2 separate regions of the Homo sapiens genome follow, and region 1 is linked to region 2. A link is an interaction called in ENCODE POLR2A ChIA-PET data of the cell type or tissue named here. Cell type or tissue: A673. All regions are shown on one strand. Each heading gives the region's core, and the rest is flanking DNA. Links, peaks and the distances in the headings are about the cores only.

Evidence for each region. Peaks named below come from ENCODE experiments on the same cell type or tissue, not always from the same donor. Only the 100,000 strongest peaks of a DNase experiment are listed, where the experiment ranks them.
Region 1: POLR2A ChIA-PET joins it to region 2 with 5 read pairs; 2 of 35 experiments call an interaction of 5 or more read pairs at or near these places.

Annotation. Positions count from the first base shown.
Region 1 is chr14:56,917,778-56,933,761 of GRCh38, forward strand. It overlaps OTX2-AS1 (OTX2 antisense RNA 1), which reads left to right. Exons shown (of 4, transcript NR_029385.2): 4 at 11,103-13,531. Among named protein-coding and RNA genes, the nearest start is that of OTX2-AS1, 110 kb to the left of the region's middle. In A673, for the core only: no CTCF peak of the experiment used is centred there; no DNase peak of the experiment used is centred there; H3K27ac peaks cover 914 bases.
Region 2 is chr14:57,124,656-57,140,639 of GRCh38, forward strand. No RefSeq gene overlaps it. Among named protein-coding and RNA genes, the nearest start is that of EXOC5, 140 kb to the right of the region's middle. In A673, for the core only: no CTCF peak of the experiment used is centred there; no DNase peak of the experiment used is centred there.

The DNA.
Region 1 (15,984 bases), core at 3,931-11,930, 210 kb before region 2:
GGGGAAAGAAAAGAAAAAAGAAAACAGAGGAGTAGCAGTAAAAGTTACGGAGGCTGAAAAGATCTCGAGGCTGCACAGGAATGGCAGGAGACACAATCCAGAGCAGTGGTTCCCAACCTTTTTGGCACCAGGGACTGGTTTGGTAGAAGACAATTTTTCCATATATGGGGGTGGGTTGGGGGCAATGGTTTTGGGATGAAACTGTTCCACCTCAGATCATCAGGCTTTAGATTCTTATAAGGAGTACACTACCTAGATTCCGGGCATGCGCAGTTCACAATAGGGTTACGCTCCTGTGAGAATCTAATGCCACTGATCTGACAGGAGGCGGAGCTAAGGCCGTAAGGCTCACTCACCTGCCACTCACCTTCCACTCACCTCCTGTGCAGCCCAGTTCCTAACAGGCCATGGTCCGTGGCCGGGGGTTTGGGGACCCCTGATCTAGAGGTTGCACTGAGGAATGGCAGGAGATAGGATGGAGAGAAATCTGAATCAATGTGCTGGAGAATGGCTGATGGTAGTGACAACAGGAAAAGGGGTGTCAATCAAGGAGGGCACAGACTTTACTAGTATGAGTTGTGGGATAAAGGTGAGGAGGGTTTGATAAGGAGTAAGTAGATTAAAGAATATGTCAACCTTCTCTTCAGGGTAATGGATGAAGAGGTATTCTCCACTTGTGGAAGGCGAGAAGGGAAGATTGTCACTGTATGTCAGGGTAAGATGGTAGAGTAACTGTTCATGATATGAAGAATAATTAGCCTTATAATAGGAGATCCAAAAGGCAGCAAAAAATGACTTGGAAATCTTTAGGAATCAGAAACTGAATATAATTTAATATAGAAATATTATCATTAAATAGAAAGGTATTATACTTTGACATAATAAGGAAGTATTCCTATTGTCTATTCAAAAGTCTTACTTTTCATGAAGCTTTTAAAGTTTATAAGCATGTTACTGGCCAATTTGATGTTCAGATTAATCCAAGACTCACCTTAGCACATGCTGATCTGCCCACCTGCTTCTTCAACATGCACAGATTTCTCTCTTTTATGAACATGTGTGGCATTTACTTTCCATACTACTCACTTGGAATTTGTCATAATGAGCTTCTCCATGATAGTTTCAGTTTTTACACACACACACCTGTAATCTCGCCAGCTAGGTGTGTATGTTTATTCGAAGTAACCTGTGTTCGAGAGTACCTGCCACAGGCTTTTTCCTAGAGCTGCAATGCCTAGTTTGGGGCTGACATATTTGCTTACTCAGCTACTAATTGCTGAGTGATTATTTAGGCTTTATTTGGGCTGTTTTCTTCTTCACAGCCAGCAAAAGTTGCAGTGAAAACCACATGGTACAATTTATGGGAATTCATGAGTTGTAATTCATTCACAATTTTACTTCTAGATGAAAGGCAATGAGTATCCCTTTAAGTGAGAAATTTGACAAAAACTGGATTTTTAAGGAAGCATCACCTCCCCCAAAGGGTAGGCTTCCTTTCTGAGATCTCCTAGCTGCCAAGGTTGCTAAGGCAAACCTTTGCATATACAAATTTGGGTCAATGTGTTGACAGGATGTCAGATTTGTGTAGCTAAGGGAGCTTCAGCATGAATATTGAGCTGTATGCCACTCCATTGATGCCCAAATGAACCTGTAGGTGCCTATTTGTGCCTGAGGCTATTGGGGTGGAAAATAGAAGCCCTTCTTGTGAAAACCTAACCAAGGTCCACAACCCAGCCTTGACCAGCAGCAATTGGTTTTCAGCAACAACTGAAAAGTAAATTCAAAGAGATCTGAATGATGGAGCACTGGTTTCTTTTCATCATACAGCCTGTAATTTCATGTTGCAATTATTTTTCCTCATAGGCTTACCTGTGCGTATATTAGAAGTCTTCCCGGTGCCAGGAATCAACAAAGAGTTGAGTAACGAAGAACTAATTTAATCAGCTAATTTGGAGAAACTAAGTCTTACAACTATTATTTAGTTCATCAAAACAAATAAATCTCAATGAGAACAATGAAATATGTGATAATTCTTTTTTTTACCAGAAAAGTACTGCTTGAAATTATATTTTAGGGCTATGAAAATTTTACTTGAGATTGAACACAGTAAACTTCAGATGACTTTTATATTATTTAAGAAATAGAAGTGTGAATTAAATAGTATTCACCATAAGCACTTGTTTTAACTTCTTAATGTTCTGTTACGTAACATTTTGTTATCTGGGATTTCACTAATTAGTGTTTCTACATATGTATACTACAATGATAATTGATGTTATAATTGATCAGTCACAATGATTTTGAGTTATTGAGTGACCTTTTTAATTATCAAAGATTTAGTTGTACACAAACCTAGTTTTACTTGATATTTGTTTTTAATTATTATTTTATAAGAATTGGCAATCTATTAGAAAACCATTAGCTAGATTATTTGAATAATATCCATATCCTCCAATCATGTAAGATAATATAATTTATTTTCTTTGCTCCAGTAGACACCTGGGGTATTTGAAACCTTGAGCAGATCATTTTTTCACACTTCCCTCGTCTTATACAACAAAATTATCTTCTGTAAAATTTATAAAATGAAACCAATAATAATAATGTCTAAAAAAGAAATGTAAACTATGAAAATTTTATTTTACTGAAGTTTAAATTTATAATTGTTCAGGTAAAGGAAAAATAAAGAATTCTAAATAAATAGAGATTATAGTACAAAAAATGGAAATAATGAATTAATAGTCTGAGTATATTAATGCATTTTTTTGAGAAAAGGGAAAAATATTGTGTCTACATATCAGTCTGTTGCAGTAATAAATAATATTATAATTTCTGCTTTTCACCTTGAGCTATAATTTCTGCAAATTTGTCAGTGACTTTGTCAAAATTGATCTTTACACATTTATATTCAATAGATAATATAGTCAGACTTATCCTTTCCCTTTGTTGATTAAAGAACACTTTTGGCCGGGTACAGTGGCTCACGCCTGTAATCCTAGCACTTTGGGAGGCTGAGTCAGGAGGATCACTTGAGCCTAGAAGTTTAAGACCAGCCTGGGCAACACAGAAAGTCCCTGTCTCAAAAAAATTAAAAAAAAAATTAAAATCTTAAGAATATTTTTAATTAACTTTAGTTTTGAAATGTTTCTTTTATATGAAGCAAAATATAACCATAGGAAAAGTTTTAAACAATTTTGGCAGAAATTCATAAAAATCCCATTTTACAATAAATCCCATGTCTTTGTTCCTTCAGAATCAATTCTAATGGCTCTTAAATATTTCTGCAGTAGAAAAAAATTAACTATAAATAAAAATTCCAACACTCAGGATGACAGGACTGAAGTACCTTGAACTCTATTTCTTTGTCTTTATAATTGTTATGGTTTGAATGTTTTCCCCAAATTTCATGTGTTGAGAAATTAATCCCCAAAGTAACATGTTGATGGTATTTGAAGGTGGGATCTTTGAGAGTTAGTTAGGGTTAGATAAAGTTATGGAGGTTGGGACCCCCTGATAGTACGGTGACTTTATAAGAAGAGAAAGAGAGCTGAGCTGGCCTGCTGTTGCCCTCTTGACATATGATATCCTCTGTACATGCAGCAAACAGGACCTCACAGATGCCAGCAACTTGACTTTGGACTTCCCAGTCTCCAGAACTCTAAGAAATAAATTTATTTATTTTTATAAGTCACCCAGTCTGTGGTATGCTGTTATAGCAACAGAAAATGAACTAAGACAGAATATTGGTACCAGAAGTGGGGTTGTTACTATAACAAATATCTGAATTGTGGAAGCAGCTTTGGAATTGGGTAATGACCAGAGGCTGGAAGAATCTGGAGGAGCAGCCTAAAAATAAGCCTGTATTGCCATGAACGGAGCATTAAGGGTGATTCTGCTGATGGCTTGGAAGAATAGAAGACTAGGGAAAGTCTGGCACTTCTTAGAGATTACTTGAGTGGTCATGGCCAGAATGTTGATAGATAGTAAAGGTCTCAGATGGAACTAAAGAACAAGGTATTGGAAACTGAAGCAAAGACTATTATAAAGTAGCAAAGAACTTGGCTGAAGTATGTCTATGCTTTATGGAAGGCAGAATTTAAGAGTGACAAATTAGAATATTTAGCAGAAAAACTATCTAAACAGCAAAGCATTCCAGTTGCTGCATAGCTACTTTTAACTGCTTATAGTAAAATAGGAGAGAATACATACATATATATATACACACATATATATATACACATATATATACACACATATATATACATATATATACACACACATATATATATACACACATACACACACACACACACACACACACACACACACATATATATATATATATATATATTTTTTTTTTTTTTGAGATGGAGTCTCGCTCTGTTGCCCAGGCTGGAGTGCAGTGGTGCTATCTTGGCTCACTGCAACCTCTGCCTCCCGGGTTCAAGCAATTCTGTCAGCCTCCTGAGTAGCTGGGATTACAGGCGTGCACCACCACGTCTGGCTAATATTTGTATTTTTAGTAGAGACGGGGTTTTGCCATGTTGATCAGCCTGGTCTCAAACTCCTGACCTCAAGTAATCTACCTGCCTTGGCCTCCCAAAGTGCTGAGATTACAGGAGTGAGCCACCATGCCCCACTGAGAAAAGAGATTATTTAAAGACAGAACTTACAATTAAAAGGAAAGCAGAGTGGAAAGATTTGGAAAATCTGCAGCCTAGCCAAGTAGTAGAGAATGAGAGTATTTTCAGCAGAGAAATACTACAGAGTGACCAAGTGACTGCTTGAGAAGATGAGTATGGGTAGAATGGAACCAGAGGCTATTCATTAGGATAATGGGAGAAGAACCTGAAAGTATCTCAGAGATCTTTCAGGCTGCCCCTCCCATCACAGTCCTAGAGCTGTGGGAGGACAAAATGGTTTCAGGGGACAAGTCATTGCCCAGCGTCACCTCCAGTCTCTGCTACCTGCATTCCCATGCAGTGTTTCTCAGCCACCTCAGCTGTGGCTCAAATGGTTCCAAGTGTGACTGCACCAGCCACTCCTGAAGGTATAGTCGTAAATCTTGATGGTATCCACCTGGTGCTAATTCTGTAGGTGCACAGAATGCAAGAGCTGTGGAGGCATGGCTTCCTCCACTTGGATTTTAAAGGATGTCATAAATAGCCTGGGGAAACAGGCAGAGACTTGCCACAGGAGCGGAGACACCACAGAATGCCCCCACTACAGCAATGCCTAGTGGAGCTGCTGGGGCAGGATCACCCCTAAAACCCCAGACTACAACTACCAGTGTGCAATGCCAGGCTGGGAGGATTCCATGAGACTTCAACATGTGAAAAGAGCTGCTTGAGCGGAGTCCAGCAAAGCCATAGGGATGGTGCTGCCGAAGATTTGAAAGTCTAAACCTGCAGTGTTTCTAGGAGGTGGCATATGGAGTCAAAGCTTTAAGGTTTAAAGTTGTTTTCCCTTTTGAGTTTCAGAATTACTTGAGACCAGTTACTGCTTATTTTCTTTCCTCTTTCTCTCTTTTGGAATGGGAATGTCTATCCTATGCCTGTCCCACCATTATATTTTGGAAGTAGATAACTTGTTTTGATTCCACAGGCTTATAGCTGGAGGAAATTTGCATGGGATAAATTGTGCCTTGAGTCTCACCCAGATCTGATTAAAATCAGACTCTGGACTTTGGACTTTTGAAGTGGTGCTGGAATGATTAAAGATTTTGGGGATATTGGAATGGAATAAATGTATTCTGCATGCAAGAAAGGCATAAATTTCAGGGGCCAAGGGCTGAATGCTGTGGTTTGAATGTGTTTCTCAAAATTCATGTGTTGGAAACTTAATCCTCAAATTCACATGTTGGTGGTATTTGGAGGTAGGGCCTTTGGAAGGTAATTAGGGTCAGATAAGATCGTCAGCGTAGGGCCCCCATGATGGGACTGGCGGCTTTATAAGAAGAGAAAGAGAGAGCTGAGCTGGCAAGCTCTTACCTCTTGCCATGTGATGCCTTCCGCTATATTATGATACAGCAAAAAGGGCCCTCACCAGATGCCAGCACTTCGTTATTGGACTTCCCAGCCTATAAAACTGTAATAAATAAATTCCTTTTCTTTATAAATTACCCAGTCTATAGTATTGTTATAGCTAACAAAAAACGGACAAATACCACAATCATTGCGCTCCTACTGTTCATTTAAAATCTATTGTTTATATGCAAGAATATATAGTATTACTGAGATGAAAGACAAACTGTTCCCAAAGCAAACTCAATGGCTCTCAATTCTTATAAACTGACTCTCAAAATGAACATGTGTAGCTGAGTCCATATTTATTGGGGACAATGTGCCTGACAGTTTTCTGAACTTTCATGTAGAATGCAGCGTTTAGAAAGCCTAAGAAATAAAAATGTGCAAACTTTTGATTTCACAGGCTCACACCTGGGGGGAATTTGCCAACTACATTATTAAAACTTAATAATGTAATTGAAGTGTACAACTATATTACTAAAACTTAACAGTAACCACAAATATTGTTTAGAACTTAGACAAACTATTTTTGTGGAGAGTATTATTTTATTCCTTACATTGTTTAGAATGATGAGCACCTGGGGATGATACAAAAAAGCAGATCCTTTTTTTTTTTTTTTTTTTTGAGACAGAGTCTCACTGTGTTGCCCAGGCTGGAGTGCAGTGGTGCAATCTGGGCTCACTCCAACCTCTGCCTCCTGGGTTAAGTGATTCTCGTGCCTCAGCACCCCAAGTAGCTGGGACTACAAGCATGAGCCACCACACCCAACTAATTTTTGTATTTTTAGTAGAGATGGGGTTTCGCCATGTTGGCCAGGCTGCCCTTGAACTCCTGGCCTCATGTGATCCGCCAGCCTCGGCCTCCCAAAGTGCTGGGATTACAGGTGTGAGCCACCATACTTGGCAAAAGCAGATTGTTTTTAAAGTTGTTGTAATATTGATTTTCCACTCTCTGAAGACAGTGCCTCATTACTTGTATGGAAGGTTCTGACTGTCACCCAGTGTGTCCGCTCCCTCCACCTTGAGTCCACCACTGCTTTGCTTTATAAAGTTGTATTTCAATATTATACTAGGTATTTTGGAGTGTAGTTTTCCAAAACCTTTTTTTTTACAGTGTATTTTTTTTTCTCTCACGCCTCTTCTTAGTATATCAGAAATCTTTTGTTTAGTATTTCCAACTTATTAATTGTCATTCAGGAAGCTGTATACTGTTTGATGAGAACTAGACCTATAGATAAATACTGATTTGTATTTAGCATGTATTTGTACATTTGTTTAAAAGAATAATGCCTTTTAAAAAGTAAGAATGAAAGAGATTAAACAGAAGACTGTGGAAGCATTCCCAACAATTTTTTTTCATATGTGTTTGCATTTGCCAATCATGGAAACTAACTTATCATATCCTATCTCTCTCATGGAGGCACAAAGTAAGAATCCTTCACAAGAGAGCTCTCTTTTTCTTGTTTCTTCATCCCAGTAAATAAGTATGCATAGATTTTTTTTTATACATTTATCAGGTTTTTTTCTAGCTGGCACCCCAAACAGTGCCCAGGCAGCATGATACTATGCATGAGTCTGTTTTGATTTGACACTATTGTATTCTTTTCCTCTCTATAAAATTAATTCCTGTATAGCGTCTGAATAGGTTTTTAAAAAAATCAATTAGCTTTTACTTGGAAAATCTTTTCCTGTCTTATATAGAATAATTTTTTTTTCATCTGTCAAGGGGGTTATTAATAAATGCCACCAGTGGGGTTAGAACATTCTCTGGTGTTTGCTTTAGGGGAACAAGGGGATTGTCGGAAATCCTAGCCAAACTGAACCATAATTAGAGAGAAAATGTTAGCAATTAGAACTATACGTTAGGCTTTAATTTACTACCACGGAAAAGTCAAGGGTGGCATTTCTATTCCATTTTTAGGTGCAGCCAGATGGATTGCTCATTACAGGGTAATTTCCACCGACCCTCTGCACTTCTCAGGGTAACAAAGCAGCTGACAGTGCTGTGCAGCCCAGTGGCTCAGATTTTATTTTATTTTTTGTGGAGGTGGAGAGTGGGGTAGGAGGTTGAGTAGTTATCAATTTCCTACATAGTCACTGACATTACTGGGAATCTTTTTACATGCTGAATAATTTTAGGCCAAGAAAGCAGTTTGGTAACACAAGTACATCAATATAATTTACTTTTCTACCTTGCCCTACATGTGTTGGTTATACTAGCATATTTTAGCAATCTTCACATTTTAAAGCTCCCCTCTTCAGTGTTTCTAATTTTGGTTTTTCCTAGTAACCAAAATGAGCATTTTAAGTTGCTGTTAAGAAAAGAAACTACACACAGCGTCTCACACCAAAGTAATATAGCTGTAATCTAATTCTAATCTAATTCCAGTAAAGCTTTGAAGGCCACGAGGTGATATATTTTTGACGATGCGGGATACACTTTATAATTTTTTCTTTTTATCTCACAATCAAATGCCATTTCTTTGTTACATGTCCTATCCAATTTTTTTTTTAATAAAATGAATTTGGTGCCAACATTGTAATGTAAGTGTATTTACTTCAGGGTTGCAACATTTTCATGGGGGAAATAAATCTACTTACTTTATATTATCATGAGTCAGAATCAGTCACAGTTTCCTTTGATTATGAAAATATAGTTGGAAGTTCCTTTATTATATTTTATTTTTTTATTGAGATAAAATACAGAGAACGTAAAATTTACCATTTTAACTGTTTTTAGGTATACAATTCAGTGGTGTTAGTACAGTCACATTGCTGTGCAAACAGCATCACCATCCATCTTCAGAACTTTTTCATCTTCCCCAACTGAAATGTTGTATCCATTAAACAATAACTCCCCATTCTCCCCGTCTCCTTAGGGAAGTACCAGGTAAAACAGGACTCATACAATATGTGGCCTTTTGTGCCTGGTTTATTTCACTTGCATAGTGTCATCAGGGTTTATCTATGTTTTCAGTATTGCCTTCCCTTTTAAGGCTGAATAATATTCCTTTATATATGTATCATAAAGGGAAAGTACCTTTATTTATTTATTTATTTTTGAGACACAGTTTCGCTCTTGTTGTCCAGGCTGGAGTGCAATGGCGCAATCTCGGCTCACTACAACCTCTGCCTCCTGGGTTCAAGCGATTCTCTTGTCTCAGCCTCCGGAGTAGCTGGGATTACAAGCATACGCCACTATGCCTGGCTCATTTTGTATTTTTAGTAGAGATGGGGCTTTCACAATGTTGGCCAGGCTGGTCTCGAACTCCTGACCTCAGGTGATCCACCTGCCTCTGCCTCCCAAAGTGCTGGGATTACAGGCATGAGCCACTGTGCCTGGCTGAAAGGTACCTTTATTTTAAGTACTTTACACATATTTCCTAAGGCTGTAGCTCCATACTCAAGTCTTGTTTGTACTCTGCTATCTGTAGCTATTATCTGTTTAACAAAGCCTCGCTGGCCTCACCACGGTTGATGTTGCTAATAAGAAGACTTGGCATGTTTTGCCCCATGACGAGTTTGTCAGAGGCAGTTCAGACAATGAACAAAGGAAAATATCCAATATTTCCATTAAAAATACCAGTTAGAGAGCAACCATGTAAAACTAATTTTTGAGTCATGACATGCAGAGAAAAGTAGTTAATTGTATTTTCAGGTAAATGTTAAGACAACATTACTAAAAACATTTGCATTCATAATTCATTACAGTTATCAATGGTTGAAAAATTCAAACAACTAAGCATCTTAAATTTTCTCTTTAAGGATCAGAAAACCAGAAATATTTTCCCTGCATTCTATATTATATCAGACTTTAGCCAAAATTTTTCGTGCTTCTAATGGAAAAATCATCAACACAAAAATCCCGCACTTTTGTCAATTGAAGATATTACGGTTCCATAACAGTGTGACAAGGTATTTATTCCTCAGAACATCCATATTATGTAAACAAAACATTAGTGAACGCTTGGTTTTTAAATGTTTAGATGCTAAAACTTTTATATTAGACTACTCTGCCTGAAGTTAAAGTTAGCCTTTCATAGGCTAAGTTACTAAAAAAAACTCTTTCCAAGAAAGGAATGAGAAAATTTTATAGAAGAAAATTTAGAATTATGGTTTAACAATCTGTTTAATATTTTTTTTTATTCATTAGAAGGGGCAAACCTGTAACTCTTCTTTTAAAAATAGTTCTATCTCAAAGATATCAAGCCGGGCGCGGTGGCTCACGCCTGTAATCCCAGCACTTTGGGAGGCTGAGGCGGGCGGATCACGAAGTCAGGAGATCGAGACCATCCTGGCTAACATGGTGAAACCCCGTCTGTACTAAAAATACAAAAAAATTAGCTGGGCGTGGTGGTGGGCGCCTGTAGTCCCAGCTACTCGCGAGGCTGAGGCAGGAGAATGGCGTGAACCCGGGAGGCGGAGTTTGCAGTGAGCTGAGATCGCGCCACTGCACTCCAGAGTGGGCGACAGAGCGAGACTCCGTCTCAAAAAAAAAAAAAAAAATCAGCTTTGTGCTCCTACCCTTTCTGACCCTAGTCTTTCTTTTTCGTCACAGACTGTATTCTCTTCCCCGCTTCCTCCCCACAATTTCCTTCTTGCTTTCCACAATCATTTATTAAATGAGAGCTTAGTATGTGGCAGGTGGGACATTTGGAGATTCAGAGATTAATATGACATGTTTACTGCCTTGGAGGAGCCCCCTGTAGGTACAGGTGTGTCTGGTAGGTTTTTAATTGTGTGTCCTCTCTAATCTACTGCAACTAAGTTCATGGAGTACTGAGTTGGTAAGAAAGGGTACCAAGATCTATTAGTGATTTCTACCTACGGCCTGGCCTGTAGACAGAATAGTTGACACACGTGTCGTGTCTTTGCCAACCCTTAGTCCAAGACAGCCACAGCTTTTTCCAACTCCATTTTTTTTTCTATCCGGTCTCTAAAGTTGAGAACTTTAAAGGATGCTTTAACTATCACTCTAGAACACTTCACCTTATATTTCCACCAAGTGCCTACCCAATCAATCCCTAAATCATGTTCACCATTACCAATTAATTTTTCTCTCTCTTTTTTTTCTAGGCTACCAAGTCATGATGGAGAAAAACGTGAAACCACTGATTCAGTTCATTGCAAATTCATTCTACCAAACCTTACCTGGCTCTTGTTGCTGCTTGGTAGTCCTTTTATTAATCTCTTGGAGACTCACTGATTAGTTTCCTCCATTGATCATCTAAAAGCTTTTTTCATATTTTTGAAACTCACTGTTTGATCTCCCCTTCCCCTTGTACTCGGAAGATGATCTTGCTTTCTGCTTTACTGAGAAGTTCAAGGTTATCTGCAATCTCCTTCAACTTTTCACTCCTATCCTATTTTCTATTTTCCTTCATCTCTTGCTTCCTCTGCTCTTTTGTTTTAGGGAAAGAAACAGTCCCTTTATTTCTAGGTTGAACTCAACTTCTGCAGGACTTTTGTCTGTAAATTGTACTTCTTTTTTTTTGAGACAGAGTCTCGCTCTGTCACCCAGGCTGGAGTGCAGTGGCATGATCTCAGGTCACTGCAACCTCTACCTCCCAGGTTAAAGCAATTCTCCTGCCTCAGCTTCCTGAGTAGCTGGGATTACAGGCGCCACTCCCGGCTAAATTTTTGTATTTTTAGTAGAGACGGGGTTTGGCTATGTTGGCCAGGCTGGTCTCAAATTCCTGACTTCAGGTGATGCACCCACCTCCGCCCGCCTCGGCCTCCCAAAGTGCTGGCATTACAGATGTGAGCCACCGTGCCCAGCTAAATTGTACCTTCTGTTCCTTAAAAATCCTAAAATCCCTTGTTGTAGGTTCTTTAATTTTGAGAAAGTAATAAATAAAGCACAGAGATTAATAAGACAAATATGCTTGTTTGCAAAACCCAGAATTGACTGTTAATATTATCATACACTGGCTTATCCTTTTTCTAATAAAAAAGTTTCAGATAAAGTTGAAGTTCCCCTTGACCTACCTTTTCAGTCCTGTTGCCTGCATTCCCTCCCTCAAAGCAACCCTATATAATATCGGCATGTATTCTTTGAGGTCATTAAAGAATACATTTATGTGCCCATATACATAATAATGTGTGTGATTGTTTAGTGGGTAATTTAAGAATTTACATATTTAATATTCACAGTCTATTTTGTGATGTTTCTGTCTTCTATCCATGCTAGTATATGTAGAGCTATTTGTAAGTTCCCTGAGGGCAGGGACTTTGTCTTGCTCATTGCTGAATCTCCAGCACCTAGAATAGCATTTGGCATATAGCAAACATTCAATCTTTCTTCCTTCCTTCCTTCCTTCCTTCCTTCCTTCCTTCTTTCCTTCCTTCCTTTCTTTCTCTCTCTCTTTTTCTTTCTTTCTTTCTTTCTTTTCTTTCTTTCTCTCTCTTTCTCTCTCCCTCTCTCCCTCTCTCCTTTCCTTTCTCTTTCTTTCTTTCTTTATTCTTCCTTTTTTTTTGTTGACAGGATCTCACTCTGTCTCCCAGGCTGGAGTGCATTGGCACCATCACTGCTCACTGCAACCTCCTCCTTCCAGGCTCAAGCAATCCTCCCATTTCAGCCTCCCAAGTGGCTGGGACTACAGGAGTGCACCACCTTGCCTGGATAATTTTTTGTATTTTTTTTTTGGAGAGACAGGGTTTCAGCATGTTGCCCAGACTGGTCTCAAACTCCTTTGCTCAAGTGTTCCTCCTGCCTTGGCCTCCCAAAGTGCTGGGACTATAGATGTGAGCCACTATGCCAGCCAATATATGTATATATTTCTTAAGTGAGTTAATATCATTCATTTTTAACTGCTGTGTAGTAATCAACTGTATGAATATTCCACATATCACATTTTATTTATTCATTCTCCCACCAGTAGACAATGTGTGCTTTCCTAATTTCCATGCTTCTTATTACAAATATTGTTGTGGAACAGCCTTGTACAAGTCTCCTGTGCCTATGTTTGAGTTGTATCAGAGTTGGAATTGCTGCTTGTCACAAATAAACTTTAAACTAGATTTAGCCAAATTGCTTTTCAAAGTTTTCTGGTTTTAAAACATGTTCAAGAATTTCTCTCCATATTTTTTTCCCTTTGAGTGTTCTATACCCTGAAACAATAGTTTTATTCTTTCTATCAGTGTTTTAACTTTTCAAGATGATAATCTATGGCCTTAGGATCTTCATGCCTGATGCTTGAAAGAACTAACCTTTGACTTTTAAGTGATATTAGCCAACCTCCCCTTATAAAGATAATTAATGTATAAATACATATGTGTATCTGAGAAAACTATCACTTTGATCATAAAATTATTTAAACAAAATTTGACTACTATAATGTTGCTTTTATGTAACTAATTGCAAACCATTTTGTTCTATAACTACTTAACTATATATCTTTATAAATAAATTTTAAGATCTTCAAGGGCATAGTTTGTGTCTTACTCAACTTCTTATGTCCATAGCACCTAGAACGTAATAAATGGCACATGTATATGGAAAAATTATAACAATTTATATTTACAATTTCTTTTCACTTCATAATAAAAAGTATTTAATTTTTTTTAAGAAGTAAATTTCAGAAGATCATCTTAAGTGGATGTTCTGTACTTTAGCTGGTGGTCTTCAGTCTGCCACACATGTAACCCTCAGAGGTATGGAAGATGTTTCAAGGAGTACCCAGTCATACAAAGTTTTCAGGGAGCCAGTTTGCAGTTGATCCTCAACTTCCATGTTTACCCTTTCACACATTTACTGATTTTCTTTTTTCTTTTTCTAGCGGTACGATTCCATTCATAGAAAGTACAAAACTACGTAAAACTAATGTATGCTGTTACAAATCAGGATGATGATACCTTTGTAAGAAGTGGTAGTGATGGGAAGGGCTTCTGAGGCGCTGGTAGTGTCTATTTCCTGGCCAAGATGTATTCAACTGTACAAAATTCATCAAGCTGTTTATTTGTTATATGGATGTGCATATTAAACTTTGATAATGAGTTTAAAATGGTTTGCTAGAAATCAGAAATAGAAAACTTTAAGTATTAGATATCTTTGTTTTATAAGCCACGGGGGAAACTGATACTCTTATACATGACTGGTAGGAATTAAAAATGGTGCAGCCTTTATAGAGGGGATTTGGCAAACTGATCAAAATTACAAATTTGTTTACCATTTACCCCTTGACCCAAGAATCCCAACTGCGGAAATGTGTCCTAAAGATATGCCTGCATGTGGAACCAATGTATATTTACGGTGATCCATTGCAGCATTATTTATAATGGCAGAACACTGGGAACAACCATATATTCATCAGCAGCTACTTAAACTCTGGTACATCCACACAGTAGAATATGATGGAACTGTTAAAAAGAAGGAAGAAGTGCTGGGTGTGGTGGCTCATGCCTATAATCCCAGCACTTTGGGAGGCTGAGGCAGGTGGATCACGAGGTCAAGAGATCGAGACCATCCTGGCCAACATGGTGAAACTCCATCTCTACTAAAAATACAAAAATTAGCCAGGCATGGTGGTGGGCACCTGTAGTCCCAGCTACTCCGGAGGCTGAAGCAGGAGAATCACTTGAACCTGGGAGGCGGAGGTTGCAGTGAGCTGAGATCGCACCACTGTACTCCAACAGAGTGAGACTCAGCCTCAAAAAAAAAAAAAAAAAAAAAAAAAGAAGGAAGAAATTCTCTATGTGTTGATGTGGAAAAATCTTTTGGGTATATTGTTAAGATAAAAAAAAATAAGGTATAGAACAATGTATATAAGATGACCTTTTTATGAGAAAATGTGAAAAACAATACTTATTTTTATAAAGATAATAGTAAATATTTATTTTATAAAGATATAATTGTTTTATTTTTATAAAGAAATCCTGGAAGGATAGCAAAAAAAAAAAAATCTAATAATAATGGTTCCTTAAAGAGGTAAGTGTAGGGTGACCAACCATTCTGTTTTGGCTGGGACCATCCCAGTTTGTTTGTTTGTTTGTTTGTTTTGTTTTGTTTTGTTTTGTTTGTTTTGAGACAGGATCTCACTATATTTTCCAGGCTGGAGTGCAGTGAAGCAATTATAGCTCATTGCAGCCTTGAACTCCTAGGCTCCAACAATCCTCTGACCTCAGCCTCCCAAGTAGTTGGGACTACAGGTACCACACCTGGCTTTTGTCCCAGTTTTAACACTAAAAGTCCTGCATCCCTGGCATCAGGACCATTGGTCACCATGGCAAAGGAGAGAGACACAGAGATGGGAGTAACATCTGTCAAGGCGTACCTTTTTGTATCATTTTTATTTTTGAACCAGGTGAATGTATTACTACAGAAAACACTTTCAAGAACATTTTATTACAGAAAATAGCAAACATATCCAAATAGAATAATCTAATGAACCTCCACATACCAATCACTCACCCTCAACAATGATCAGCTAATGGCCAGTCATGGGAGAGGGGACACCCACCTTCACTTATTATTATTATTAGTTTTGAGTCAGGGTCTCACTCTGTTGCCAAGACTGGAGTGCAGTAGGGCGCTCATAGCTCACTGCAGCCGAACTCCTGGACTCAAACGATCCTCCTGCCTCAGCCTCCAAGTAGCTGGGACTATAGGCACCCGCCACCATGCCTGGCTAATTTTAGCCACTTATTATTTGGAAGCAAATCCAATAATACCATTATCACAATTACACATTAACAATACTTTTTAAATATAAAACATATTTAGTCAGTATTAAATTTCAACAGTTTGTTTATGTGAATGAAGATACAAGTAAGGTCCACACATAGGGACCAGGTGTATTAGTCAGGGTTCTCCAGAGAAACAGAATCAATAAGGAATGTGTGTGTGTTTGTGTACAGAGAGAGAATTGACTCATGTAATTATGGGAGCTGGCAAGGTAGGCTGGCAGGATGGAAACCTAGGGAAGACTTGATGTTGCAACTCAAGTGCAAAGGCAATCTG
Region 2 (15,984 bases), core at 3,717-11,716:
TATGTCTAAAAACCAAACAGGTCAAAAAGAAGAGTTGATAAATTCACTAATTATCCTTCTCTTTATATTTCAGCTTGTTTACATAAATCTTTAATTTTTAATGAGTTTTTAAAAGTAATTTAAACTCCTTAATACAATATGCATATTTCATAAAATTTGAACATTCTTTTCAAATTCAAACACAATTTCATTTGTTAATAGCCTTTAATCAAAGTGAGTATGCTTAGCTAAATAATTATCTTTCTTTTTAAAATTTTTTTTTAAATTTTTATTTTTTGGAGACAGAGTTTTACTCTGTCACCCTAGTTGGAGTGCAATGGCACAATCTCAGCTCACTGTAACCTCCACCTCCCAGGTTCAAGCGATTCTCCTTCCTCAGCCACTCAAGTAGCTGGGATTACAGGTGTATGCCACCACACCTGGCTAATTTTTGTGTTATTAGTAGAGACAGGGTTTCACCATGTTGGCCAGGCTGGTCTCCAACTCCTGACCTCAGGTGATCCACCTGCCTTGGCCTCCCAAAGTGCTGGGATTACAGGCATGAGCCACTGTGTCTGGCCAAATAATTATCTTTCTAAATTGAGTAGCACTAGATGGTTACTTTACGGATTTTTCTGACCTGCAGGGTAATTTCAGACGACAGCACACATAATCTTTGTGTTTTTCCATATGTTTTTTAACATATGGGTGTGGGTTTCTGTTCTTAATCTTTCACTGGCAGTAATAATGACTTACTGTCCGATCCACTTCTCTGCTAGAAGAAATTACTCAGCCTTCAGGAGTCAACCTAAATAGCACTTTCTCAGGAAGGCTTTCCAAATTCCTTGTCAGAATCTTATTATTTTCACTCTCATTCTTTATACTGTCACCACTAGAAGACTTAACACAGTATATTGTAGTGAGTATAACACCTGACTCCACTCCTGCCTCTGCACTCTCATATGGAGAGGAAATTGAGAACAGGTCTTGGTCATGTGACCATCCCAGGAGAATGGGGTTGTGGGTATGTTCGTTAGCCGACTGAGAATGGAGGAAGAGGAATCCTCCAGAGGAAAATTAGGATGCTCTTATCAGAAGGGAAGGAAAGCCAGTGAATGTCTACATTGCACAATAAAGAAAATATCCTAACTGGATCTCAAAGGCATTATACTGAATGAAAAAAAAAAAAAAAGCCTGAAAGCTTTCATACTGTGTGATTCCATTTATATAAATTTTTGAAATTTATTCTCAAAATGACAAAATTATAGAGATGGACAATAGACTAGTGGCTGTCAGAGGTTAGGGATGGAGGTGGAAAAGAAAGGTGGATATGATGAAGAGCCAGCACAAAGGGGATCTTTGATGATGATGTAGTTCTATATCTATATGGCGGTGGTTTCACAAATCTGTATGTACAGATCAAAGTTCTGAAGAAAAGAAAATGCAATCTAAGAAAGTCATCTGTAAGGAGCCAAATGTTGTTCTTGTATGAAAGCTACCAGTAGATATTCTCAAACTACAAAAAAAACCTCAGAAATGCAGCATTCATATACCCTTGTTAGAAAAAAAACTACTTGACAATTAAATCTGTCATATTATGAGATTAATCAAAATGTATAACTTAGACTGGAGAAGCTGTTGTAAAAGGACTGAAGTGAGCATAATATTTATTTGCATGTATTAAATGAATTAATATGATGCATTTTCAAAGATCAGAATCTCAATATTATAAACATGGGCTTTGTACCAATAATAACAAAAATTGGGAGGTGACAGGAGATGACAGCACATGTAAGAGTGCTAATAGCCTCTTATTTCACAGCAAAAGCTTAATTGATAATATCTGAAACTAAAACATACATAGCTCCAATTCAAAGTTTGTTACAACCATTTCTGAAAATATTAAACCTTTTTTTTGTTTGTTTTTGGAGACAGAGTCTTGCTCTGTTGCCTATGCTGGAGCATAGTGGTACAATCTCAGCTCACTGCAACCCTCCCAGGTTCAAGCCATTCTCCTGCCTCAGCCTTCAGAGTAGCTGAGACTACAGGTGTGCACCACCACGCCAGGCTGATTTTTGTATTTTTAGTGGAGATGAGGTTTCACCATGTTGGCCAGGCTGGTCTTGAACTCCTGACCTCAAGTGATCCATCTGCCTCAGCATCCCAAAGTGCTGGGATTACAGGCATGCGCCACTGCACCCAGCTGCAAAATATTAAATCTTAAAGTGAAAAAACAGGTTCAATAATTCCTAAAGTCTCTTTTTTCTTCCATTAAATAAAGGGAAAATTACATGTAGTTTGTTTTTATTTTATTAAAAATAAATTCTAGATATAGTCCCAGTTATCTGAAAGCATTTCACTCTCTCTCTCTCTTCCTCTCTCTGTATGTTGTGTGTATAGACAGAAAGATATCTGAAAATATTTATCCAATGTAATCTTGACACTACTATTCTTGGGTGATTAAATTTAGGGTGATTTTTATAAATTCAGCATTTTTTTCTTATTTAAAAATATTAATAGCAAGTATGCCACTAAGTCAACAATTGGTATTTCTAGGCAGTGAATTTATAATTTTTTCTTTTTGGTACTTTAGTATTTTTTAATTTTCAAAAATAAATTAAATACTATTTTAGTTTTTAAAAAGATGAGAAGGAAGTGAACAGCAATGAAAGATTTACAATATCTAAAATTTAACATTGAAATTAAGGCTAAGGAACAATGACTGAGAAGGACAAGAAGATGAAGAAGCTCTGGGACCCATTTTTAGTTTTTTTTCTCTGCACTGCTCCAAATCACTTAACATTTTTCATTTCTCAGTAGTCAGACCTTCATGCTGACAGACTGACCATGTAACTATCATCTCAATGATCTGGATTTTCAACAAGCAATGTGGTGCTGGAGAGTTTTTCAACCTTACTGATTTGAGGCGTGTCTGTGAGTGCTTCGGTTCACACGGTATTGCTCCATGCCCTGGAGAAGGACTGGGCAGATCTCCCATCCAAATGGAAGTCCCTCCAGGATTGGGAGATGAGCAAGAAGATGTGGAAAAGCTGAAAATATCATGGAGATCTTACTACAGAAAAATGATTTGAGAGTAGGATTCAGAGCAAGAAAATTTACCTCAGACATCACCTAAGGGGAGTAGGCTTCAAAGCCCCTTGGTGTAAAATGCTCTGATTTCTTTTTTTTATTATTATACTTTAAGTTCCAGGGTACAGGTGCACAACGTGCAGGTTTGTTACATATGTATACATGTGCCATGTTGGTGTGCTGCACCCGTTAACTCGTCATTTACGTTAGGTGTATCTCCTAATGCTATCCCTCCCCTCTCACCACAACCCACGACAGAAAATGTGGCACAAAAACACCATGGAATACTATGCAGCCATAAAAAAGGATGAGTTCATGTGCTTTGTAGGGACATGGATGAAGCTGGAAACCATCATTCTGAGTAAACTATCACAAGGACAGAAAACCAAACACCACATGTTCTCACTTATAGGTGGGAAGTGAACAATGAGAACACTTGGACGCAGGGTGGGGAACAAAATTCTCTGATTTCTAAGAAAGTCCATGGCTTGAAACCCAACATCACATTACAATGAGCCTCCTGCTAAATGCTGTTGCTACTAAAACACAACCCACTGTTGGATTTCTTGCAAGTACCGTTGGCTGCTTGCATCTGCCAGTCCCGCAACTGCAGATTCAACCAACAGTGGATCAAAAATATTGGGGAAAAATGATTTAAAAATACAACAAAAAATAATACAAATTTAAAAAGAATACAGTATAACAACTATTTACGTAGCACTTACATTGTATTGGGTATTATAAGTAATCTAGAAGCCTGACCAATATGGTGAAACCCTGTCTCTACCAAAAAATACAAAAAATTAGCCAGGCATGGTGGTGCATACTTGTAATCCCAGCTGCTTGGGAGGCTGAGGCATGAGAATCGCTTGAACCTGGGAAGCAGAGGTTGCAGTGAGCCAAGATCACGTCACTGCACTCTGGCCTGGGTGACAGAGCAAAACCCTGTTTCAAAGAAAAAAGTCATCTAGAGTAATTTAAAGTACATGGGAGGATGTGCAGTAGGTTATACGCAAACACTACACCATTTTATATCAGAGACTTGAGCATCCACAGGTTTTAGTGTCCACTGGGGTCCTAGAACCAATCCCCCATACAGAGGGATGAGTGTACTTCCAAAGATCCTACCTTACCATTGGTTTACATTCACTGACAGATTTGTGAGGGTTCTTCCACCAAATGAAGGTAGAGAGAATCACAGGCACACTTTCCATGATCTGTATCCAGAGAAGCAGCTGGAGTTGGAGAGCAGAGCCATCCTTTCTGGGAATCAAGCTACGACTTATCAGAGCATCTGCTAATTGGAACAGCTAACATTTATTATTATTATTATTATTATTATTATTATTATTATGAGACAGAGTCTCACTCTGTTGCCAGGCTGGAGTGCAGTGACACGATCTCAGCTCACTGCAACCTCCGTCTCCTGGGATCAAGCGATTCTCCTGCCTCAGCCTCCCTAGTAGCTGGGACTACAGGCTTGCGCCAACACGGCCAGCTAATTTGTGTATTTTTAGTAGAGACGGGGTTTCAACATGTTGGCCAGATGGTCTTGAACTCCTGACCTCAAGTGATCCACCCGCCTTGGCCTCCCAAAGTGCTGAGATTACAGGCGTGAGCCACTGCGCCCAGCCTATTATTATTATATTTTTAAAATTAGAGACAGGGTTGCACTTTATGGCCCAGGCTGGAGTGCAGCAGTGCCATCATAGGTCACTGCAGCCTTGAACTCCTGGGCAAAAGTTCTCCTCCTGCCTCAGCCTCCTGAGTGGCTGGGACTACAGGCACACACCACCAGGACCAGCTAATTTATTATTATGTTTATTTTGTAGAGATGAGGTCTTGCTATTTCACTCAGGCTGGTCTCAAACTCCTGGCACCAAATGATCCTCCTTCCTTACCCTCCCAACATGCTAGGATTACAGGCCTGAGCCACCACAACCAGCCCAGCTAACGTTTATCAAGTATTTATCAAGCACTTCCTGTGCATCTGGAAGTGTACTAAGTATTTAACATTCATTATCTTACTTAATCCTCATGATCTCTATTATCTTCATTTTATAGATGAGGAAATCGAAGAATAAGAAGTTAAGGAACTTGGCCAGGGTTACGTGGTCACATAGCTGGGTAGCAAAGGACTCAAACCCAGGTCTGACACTCCGGTACATTGTACATCCTTGTTGAAACCTGCTGCTGGAAGAGGGGCTGGGAAGAAGCCACAAGATCTGACAAACTTCAATAAAGGAAGGCAGGACAACTTCCTTATATATTATAGCCAAAAGTAGTAATACTAAAAGTGAAACATAAATTGAAAATAACAATAAAAATAATGCCTATTATAAAACTACATCTAGCCACCTTCAAACCCTCTGGGCCAGGCACAGTGGCTCACACCTGTAATCTCAGCACTTTGGGAGGCCAAGGTGGGCGAATCACCTGAGGTCAGGAGTTTGAGACCAGCCTGGCCAACATGGCAAAACCCCATCTCTACTAAAAACACAAAAATTGGACAGGTATGGTGGCGCATGCCTGTAGTCCCAGCTACTCGGGGGGCTGAGGCAGGAGAATCACTTGAATCCAGGAGGCGGAGGTTGCAGTGAGCCAAGATCACACCATTACACTCCAGCTTGGGAGACAGAGGGACACTCCATCTCAAAAGCAGCAACTGCAAAACAACAACGACAAAAATCCCTCTGGATTTGCCAGACTACAATGAAAAGAATTAAAGCACTTTATACAAATGCATAAAGCTATACCAAACCAACCAATTTCTCCTGTGAGACAAGAAAATTGACTTTCTTTTTTTTTCTTCGAGACAGGGTCTCATTCTGTCACCCAGGCTGGAGTGCAGTGGCACAATCATGGCTCACTATAGCCTTGAAGTCCTGGGCTCAAGTAATCTATTTAACATTTCTAAAGTCATGGATGTTTGGAATCTATTGGGAAATATTGCATCTTCATAATGAATGTAATGATTTCTATTCTAGAACAGCAGATAATGGATAATGCAAAAACCACTTGTATTTCCTTTAATGTACATTTTGTTATTTTTGTAGCAACAGATTTACCTTCCTATTGACTGTTGCTTATTCAAACTAGTGAATCGGTTTGTTTGCCCTGAGTGCAAACCAATGGAGCAAGTCGGGGAGTGTTCGAACATTCAGAAGTACGAATGTGCCGGGTGACAATAAACACATACTTCCTGCAGAGATTAGTTAGTGCAGAAGACTGGACTTGGTATTCTTTGGAGACACTGAAGAAGTCCCAGCCCTCATGGAATTAATGGTCTAGTCATAGAGACAGACTATGCACATATAAAATACCTTACATTTTTGAGGCAACACGTTAAGAAAAAGAAAAAAAGATAAAATATGAAATATAAGCACAAAAGCTTTAAGTATATGCAAAGAATAGAATGATTAGAACGAAGATATAACTAGTAGGTGAAGATTTTTGAATCAACTTTATATGACACCTTCCTAAGATGAAAAGCTTATGAAAGATAATTCCTAACACCTAGTCTAAGTTGAATAAAGATTGCCACTTGATTTTTTTTGTGTGTTAAATATACCAAGAGACGTACATGGTCCTCCATCAGAGGAGTTACAAAGTGAACTCCGCTTTTTCCTTTAGCAAGCAGAAAAGACTTTCAATAGTTCTTGGTTTCTCTTTGTGAAATAAATATTCCAATGCTTTTCTTAGACATTGAAGACTAAAAATGCCATATGTAAATTGCCTTTCATTCTACACACATTTGAATTTACTTGAGCAGAGGAGCACGGATATAAAAAATCTTAATTTAATATGCGTTTTAGGATAAATAGCTATTAATTCTATTATATTACATCAAATAAGAAGTTGGATGACTTATGGCCAGAGATGGAAATGTCATTATATAATGACACACAAATAAAATGGAAACTTACAATATAAAATAAGTTCCTTTAACTGCAGAAGAAACTGAACATATCATAGTGTTTTTCAATATAGAGTGGCTTTCACTTCATCTTTGCACATAGAAGTTCAGAAATTAACTACTGTAACAGCCAGCTGCTTTTTTTTTTTTTTTTGCTGTGAGCCTGTCTCTCAACCCAGTCATTGCAAATTCTGTTATATTTTCTATTATAAATGTCTTCAAATCCCAAACTTTGTAATCCTGGCATGATTCATAATGACCAGATAGCTGTAAAAGAAATCCCACAGGATACATTTCTGTCTCCTGAATTTCCACTCAGCTCTTTTTTTTAATATCTGTGCAAGATAGAGAGGTGGATCTAACTCATTATTACAGTGCAGCCTCAGCGTAAGGATCTCATATCATGAGAATACTCATCTGATTTCACTGGCTGTTAATGGAAACAGTCACAAGTGAGCAGTGGAGAAGGGTCAACCCAAGGGTGTAAGCTGACCTCCACACCCTTTAAAAAAACATGCACACACACACATACACACACACACACATACACATGCCATCCCTCCCTCACTCCAGCTCCACTTTTGCCCTTTTAACATATTGGATATTTGTGTACTATTTCCTTTGAACAAAGTATTCCACCACTTAAGGATATATATATATAAAAGACAGATATATTTATAAATATTTTAGATATATATAAATATATATATATATTTTAGACAGATATAAATATGTACTTTTAGACATATATAAATATATATTTTAGGCAGATATATATAAATATATATATATTTTAGACAGATATATTTTAGACAGATATATATAAATATATATTTTAGACAGATATATAAATACATATTTTAGACAGATATATAAATACATATATTTTTTAGACAGATATATGTATAAATATATATATTTTTAGGCATATATAAAAATATGTATATTTTAGACAGATATATAAATATATATACTTTAGACAGATATATATATAAATATATATATATTTTAGACAGATATATGTATTTTAGACAGATATAAATATATATATTTTAGACACTATATGTATTTTAGACAGATATATAAAAAATATATATTTTAGAAAAGATATATATATATTTTACACAGATATACATATGTATATATTTTAGACAGATATATATATTTGTGTGTATATATATATATGTGTGTATATTATAGACAGAGTTTCGCTCTTGTTGCCCAGGCTGGAGTGCAATGGTGCGATCTTGGCTCACTGCAACCTCTGCCTCCTGGGTTTAAGCGATTCTCCTGCCTCAGCCTCCCAAGTAGCTGGAATTACAGGCACGAGCCACCACACCCAGCTAATTTGTTGTATTTAGTAGAGACAGGGTTTCACCATGTTGGTCAGCTGATCTCGAACTCCTGACCTTAGGTGATCCACCCACCTCAACGTCCCAAAGTACTGGGATTAAAGGCATGTGCCACTGCACCTGGCCAAGAAAATAGTTTTTAAAACCATTGCTCTGAAAGATGGGGTATAATGACTTAGAAGCATCCTAACTTAAAACCACTGCATTTCAAGTCAAATGTGGCTGGCAATGGTGGCTCACACCTGTAATTCCAGCACTTTGGGAGGCCGAGGTGGGCAGATCACTTGAGTCCAGGAGCTCAAGACCAGCCTGGGCAATATGGCGAAACCTCGTCTCTACTAAAAATACAAAAATTAGCCAGGTGTAGTGGTGTGTGCGTATAGACCTAGCTACACAGGAGGCTGAGGCAGGAGGATCGCTTGAGCCCAGAAGGTTGAGGCTGCAGGGCACCGAGATCAAGCCACTGCATTCCAGCCTGGGCAACAGAGCAAGACCCTGTCTGAAAAAAAAAAAAAAGTTAGGCAGAAAAATACTGTATATGAAATGAGAGCAATATAAATTAGGAATTGGTGGTTTATCAAGTAAAATGCAAAACAAATGAAATTAAAGGGTGGTGTTTAGTGGGTCACAAATCTTAATCTTTATTTCTGAAAAAGAAGAAAGGCAATCAAGGGACTCCACTTACAACTTAATTTGTCTAAATCAAAATTGTTTGAATGAATTTAAGAATATGAAAGCGTAAAATTGTCACCTCATCAAACTTATTTGTACTTTCCAGGATTGTACCCTTGTGCACATGTAAACCTACCACAATGAGCTCAGTCCAGTTTTCTAAGCGTTGTCTCCATCAAGCATCGTGTTTCGTTTTTGAGGCTCACTCTGATTGGATGTTGCCGCAGTACCAGTTCTCTTAGGAGAAGACCCTTGTCAAAGGCAGACACACAGATTAACTTGAAAATACTGAAACCTTTCATTCTAAGCATTGTACAGAAATTGAATTCAGCAGAAGAACTTTGAAACAATCTATTTTTTTACCCAAAATGTTTGTGATATTTAATAAAAATAACTAATAGAGCATTACAGTTCCAAAGGGCTCTATCATTAGCCATTAGCTCATTTGATCCTCCCATCAGATGGACAGACACCATTATATTACAAACTGAAACTAGGAGAAGAAGGAGGTTAATTTGACAGAAACTCAGATTTTCTGACCCCAAATCTCCCAAAGGGAACAAGCTCACCTCTGATTTAAAGTTCCACATACTTTGATTCAAGAACAGTATTATAATTTTGATATCTTATTAACTCTATGGGCAAAACTTCCCCTCTCTCAATGTATTTATTTGACTTGCTTTCCGTGGAGTGAAAGGTGGAAGGGAGAAGGAGACAAAAGAGAGCATTTTGCTGGGAATGTAGATAAATATGACAAGTGTGTTCCTAAGTCCATGAAAATGTTCACCAGTTCCTCCCATTATTTATTAGAAATGGAGTCAGTTGGGTATGTATATATAAGAATAAGGCAAGCTGAAAGCATCAAAATGTTTTCAAAATTCAATATAAGGACTTGGAGGCCTGGTGTGGTTTGGCTTCATGTCTCCACCCAAATTTCATGTTGAATTGTAATCCCCAATGTTGGGGGAAGAATCTGGTGGGAGGTGATTTGATCATGGGGGTGGATTTCCCCTTTTCTCTTCTCATAATAGTGAGTGAGTTCTCACAAGATCTGGTTGTTTGAAAGTGTGTAGCACTTCCTCTTCACTCTCTCTCTCCTGTCAGCCATGTGAATATGTGCCTGCTTCCCCTTCGCTTTCCACCGTGATTGTAAGTTTTCTGAGGCCTCCCCAGAAGCAGAAGCCTGTACAGCCCACAGAACCATAAGCTAATTAAAACCTCTTTTCTTAAAAATTACCCAGTCTCAGGTATGTATGTATAGCAGTGTGAGAATGGACTAATACGGTGCCCAAATGCTATTGCAGAATTATGGCAATTAAGTCCTTAAAAGCCATCTTATTTCATTGACAGTGAGCAATGATGTATCTGAGCCGATTTATGTGACTGAGGAAAAAAACATCTCAATTTATACTTATAATGGATATTTTGACTACATTGGCTCATATTTTCTAATCAGTCACTAACCAGGCAAATTCAATGAATCAAGTTACTAATATGTAGTAATAGCCAATGGTGTGTGACATCATACACAACTAGTTTAAAAACAAAAGAACTTAGAAATTAAAAATTATAATATTCAATTTAGAGCGTAGGAATAAATTTTATTAGTTTACTTTTTAAAATTATTTTGAAAATGTGACACATTACATGGTAATAGAAAAAATTCAAACAGTACAAAAATATACACAGTAAAATCTTGGTCTCCCACCTCCCATCACTGGGCTCCCATTCCTAGAGGTAACTGCCTGTTAGGTGCTTCTTGTTCATTCTTCGAGAATGAATCATATGCATAGATGTATATTTTCTTTTTATTTACACAAATATGATAGCATGCTGTACACATTATTCTACACCTTGCATTTTGCCCTTAATATGTCTTGGAGGTTAGCCCATGTCTATACATATGGAACCAACTCACTCTTTTTAACCAGTTGCATAGTAGTATTTGTATGGCTGCACTATCAATAAAAAAAAAATATGCTCTATGGATGGGCCATAGGTTATTCTTTAGACTTTTGCTGTAGTGAACTTGAAAAAAATACTGTAATGAATATGCTTCAACATGTGTCTTTATACACATATATATTCGTAAGATAAATTCCTAAAATAAATATTTTACTCGTAGCATGTTGTTTATCTGACAATTTCTAACATTACTTAATTATTTCAACTAAAAGCTACTCCAAAAAGATTTACATTCAGAAAGAAAGGAATGAGGAGGAAGTGTTAATCTTATCTTCCTTCACAAGGACAACATAGAAATGAAAGCCTTTTCCAAGAAATGTAGTTGTTTGGTTTTGGGGTTTTTTCATGGGCAATGTTGGAAGGTCACAAAGAAGAATGGGATAATTTCTATCATTTGAGGCCTAGTCACTCATTAAGACCTCTGGGAGAAAGGCTATCAGAACAGTAATCCACAAAGCTTCTTTCTTCCTTAAGGTTTTATCTCTCTCACCACCTCTAATGCATGCTGGCACAAAGTGGCTGAAATGATATATGCTATAATACATATATAGAGAGATTTCTTTTCCAAATCACAAACAGTGGTCTGTGCAGAGAAAAACTTCCTCATCCAGATATGAGACTTCTTATTCCTCAAGGGTCTCCCTGAGCCCTGAAAAAAGATAAGAAGAAATTAGACATATCTGACACTTCTCCATCTTAGGAAGCAATTTTGCAGGCAGAACCAAACTTTCCCAGTAACATTCCACTGCCATTGTAAAACTCTCCCAGCTTAGCTGAAAATTCCCCAGATTTTAAGGTGTTCAAATAAAGGAAGGGTCTGGGTGAGAATAATGTTTGCATGAGATAAAATGTAAAACCCCATCTATTCTTTCTTTTCACATACACAAAAAAATTAAAATTACCTAGCATATTTTTCTAGCCAACTGCCAAAAACCTGAGATGGAGCTTTTTGTCTTGCTCTCGACTACTGATGCTGGCTTCCTTCGAGGCAATTCAGGACAGCATCTGCCTAACCTCATGTTTCACTGAAATACAGGTTCTGAAAAGCAGCCTGAAGATGACATTCTGGGAAGAAGAACGATGTTGCATGCGGCGGGGGAGGGATGGGAGGCAGGAGAAAGGGAGGTGGCTGAGCGGTGTTAATGCAAATGTATTCCCTGGGCTTATTCACTGGCAAACTCAGTGGACACCCAGCCATTTGAATCTGGGCCAGCGAGTTTGGCTCCTCTTCTGCTGGCAGAGCACGAGCCCAGCACAGCATCCTGCTGCTGTTGGCATGTAGACAGCTGTCTTTCTTCATCTCACTCTCCCCACCACCGCGGCACACTCAACAGGTGTTGCCAGGGACACAGTGTGTTTGGCAGCTGTCAACTTTCAATAATCATCTCTGTAGCATATCCCTTTCTGTTCTCTCACCCCAGTTCTTCCCTCGCTCCCCACCCTCTTAAAAACCCCAGCACCATTTGGGCCTTTGCAAAGTGCAGAGTTAGGCAAAGATGCTGATCAAGGCTCAACGTGATCTGGATAGAGAAGCCCTGCCTGGGCCCCAGCCTAAGTGTGGCTGGGATTGCTACAAGATGCAGGCCTTTGGGATTGATCCAATTATTCTTTTTTACTCCCCCTTTTGAGGTAAACTGGTTTTGTTGTTTGGTTTTGCTTTTTATTTTATTTTTTTAATTAAGCCAATATTCCTGAAGGTTTAGTTTGCAGCCAAACACAATCTGTTGGTGATGCAGATTTTCACCTTGTGGAAATTGTATTAACCATCATCGTCATCATCATCCTCATCATCTGTATTTATGACATGCACCCAGGATATTTATATCTGTGTTCTTTTTTTCTTGCAGAGGGGTTAAATTTTTACTATTATTTTGTTTGACAAAGATAAATTGTATATGTTTATGGTGTATGTGATGTTTCAAAATATGTCTATATTGTGGGATGGCTAAATGAAGCTAATTAACTGTGTATTACCTCTGAGGTAAACTGCTAACCCGTTTTTTCCTGACCTTAAATCCTTCAATTTTTCATTAGTAATTTTGAATTCCAGCTCCTCCCCTTATAATCTGTGTGCTCTTAATCACATTCTTTAACTTTTTTCCGTGTGTGTCTTCCCCCCACCCCCCGCCCCTTTTTGTGGAGAACAAGGTTTTGCTACATTAGGGAGGTCTCAAACTCCTAGACTCAAGCCATCCTCCCACCTCTGCCTCCCTAAGTGCTAGGAGGTGTGAGCCACCATGCCTGGCCCATTCTTTAGCTTTTCAAGCCTCAATTTTCTTATCTGAAAAATGAAGACAATATGTGCCATCTATAGCAATGAGATAAAGTAGACAAAATACTTAACACTAAGTGCCCAGTATATGCTGATGATTCCCTTCCTCCCCCATCTCCTCTTGAGCTTCATCCTTAAAAGCCCCAGGCTTTAACTACTGCCCTTGAGCTCTCAAAGACATGAGGCCCTGCTCACGTTCAGCATGTGATGGACGCTTGAAATGGTCCTTGTCTGGGGCTCCTTCCGGTTCTGGTTCTTATCAAAGTCAGAGCCAAAAAATATGCTGGCCCCTGTAGGTCTGCAGGAGATGCCAAATAAATGTTTTCAAAAGGCAGGAATATACAGCTATTTATTACAGTCTTGTTTATAATTCTAAATATTGGAAACCCGTAAATGTTCATCAGTGAAGAAATGGAGGAGGAAATATTTATTTGATGGCACTCTATGCAGCAGGTGAAGTTAGTCAGCTAGACCATTTACTTAGGCACATGTATCCCTTACTATGTATGAGAAACTTCATAAATATTAACTCATTTCAACCTCTCAACAGCTCAGTGTGGTAGAGACCATTATTTTCATATTTGTTGATGAAGAAACTGAGACACAGAGAAGCCGAGCCCTTTGATGTGTACAACATGGGTAGGTCTCACAAACATGTTACCAGAGTAATACATGTGTCACAGAATTAATGTAAATTCCAAAAATCCACAAGAAAATATGTTATTCATGTATACCCATGTATAGTAAAATTATAAAAACAAGGACAGGAAGAATACACACCAAGTTCATGCTGTAGTTGCTTCAAATGAGGGGGAAGGAGGATGGGTCAGGAGAAAGCACGGAGAAGAACTCACTGCATCTGTAGAAGCCCATTTATTTTATTTATTTTTCGTTTGGTTGGTTTTTGTTTGTTTGTTTGAGATGGAGTCTCACTCTGTTACCCAGACTGGAGTGCAGTGGCACAATCTCAGCTCGTTGCAACCTCCACCTCCTGGGTCCAAGTGATTCTCCTGCCTCAGCCTCCTGAGTAGCTGGGATTACAGGCACTCACCACCATGCCCGGCTTATTTTTGTATCTTTAGTAGAGACAGAGTTTCACCATGTTGGCCAGGCTGGTCTCAAACTTCTGATCTCAACTGATTCGCCTGCCTTGGCCTCCCAAAGTGCTGGGATTACAGGCATCAGCCACTGCGCCTGGCTCCATTTATTTTATTTTTAAAAGGACATGTTAAAATGAGATAGTTCTGCATAACACAATACACTGTTTTTAAGTATACTTTTCTCTATACCTCTCTTTTTTTAAATTGTAAAACATAATACCCATACAGGAAAAGATAAACAATATATTTGTAATATTTATAAAACAGTTATTAAACAAACAGCATGTAACCACCATCCAGGTCAAGAAAGAGAATGTGAGTGGGGGCCCTTCCCCAGTCGTAACCTCCTTCTGCGCCACCCAGAAGCAAGCACGCAAGCGCCATCCTGAGTTCTGTGATGCTAATTGTCTCATTTCTCCCTAGAATTCCATCCTTTATGTCTTCATCCTAAACAATATAGTCCAGTTGTCCCAATTTCTGAACTGTAATAAGTAGGATCATATAGTATGTATACTTAAAAAATATTTTGTTGAGACAGGGTCTTTCTCCGTTGCCCAGGCTGGAGTGCAGTGGCACTATCATAGATCACTGCAAGCTTGAACTCCTGGCCTCGAGTGATCCTCCTACTTCAGCCTCCTGAGAAGCTGGGAACATGGGCACCTGCCCCCAGGTCCAGCTAATTTTTAAATTTTTTTGTAGAGATGGCATCTTGCTGTGTTGTCTAGGCTGGTCTTGAACCCCTAGGCTCAAGCAATTCACCCACCTTGACCTCTCAAAGTGCTGGAATTACAAGCATGAGCCACCAAAGGCAGCCCATGTAATATGCATGTGTGTATTCTTTGTGTTGTTTTTTTTGAGACAGGGTCTCACTCTGTCACCCAGGTTGGAGTGCAGTGAGGTGAACACAGCTCACTGCAGTCTCAACTTCCCGAGCTCAATTGATCCTCCCATCTCAGCCTCCTGAGTATCTGGAACTGCAGATGCACACCACCGTCCCCAACTAACTTTGTATTTTTTGCAGAAATGGGGTTTCACCATGTTCCCCAGGTTGGTCTTGAACTCATGGGCTCAAGCGATCCACCCTCAGCCTCCCAAAGTTCTGGGATTACAGGCAGGATACACTGTGCCTAGCCCATATGGTGTGTATGTGTGTATTCTTTTGTGTCTTTCTTTTGCTCAACATTGTATTTGTGAGATTTATCCGCATTGTTCCCTGCTCATTTTCATTGCCAAATAGATTTCACATTTAGTTATCCTTGCCTCTCTTCACTAACATTTAAGTTGATTGCTCTGTAATTTTCAAGCTTAAAAGAAAGGCAGATGTTTCCTCCAACAGATATCCAGGAATGAATATCTTCAGATGGCTCCTCAGCTCAGCTTTCAGAAATGATGAGAACAGCCTTAATTGTTTCGCCATGAAAAGAATTTGTGTTTGGACTTACCATTGATGTATTTTGTTTCTTATTCACTTCCCTTAGTCAACAGCTTGCTTTTCTCCGTTACTTTATTTGCCTGACACGGTTACACGGTGAAGCTGTAGTTCAGAAAGGGATCATCAAGGCTCTCATCTGATCCACGCCCTGTGTCTTACACATAAGGAAACACACGTTGTCTTGTGGCTCACTTTTAAATACATTT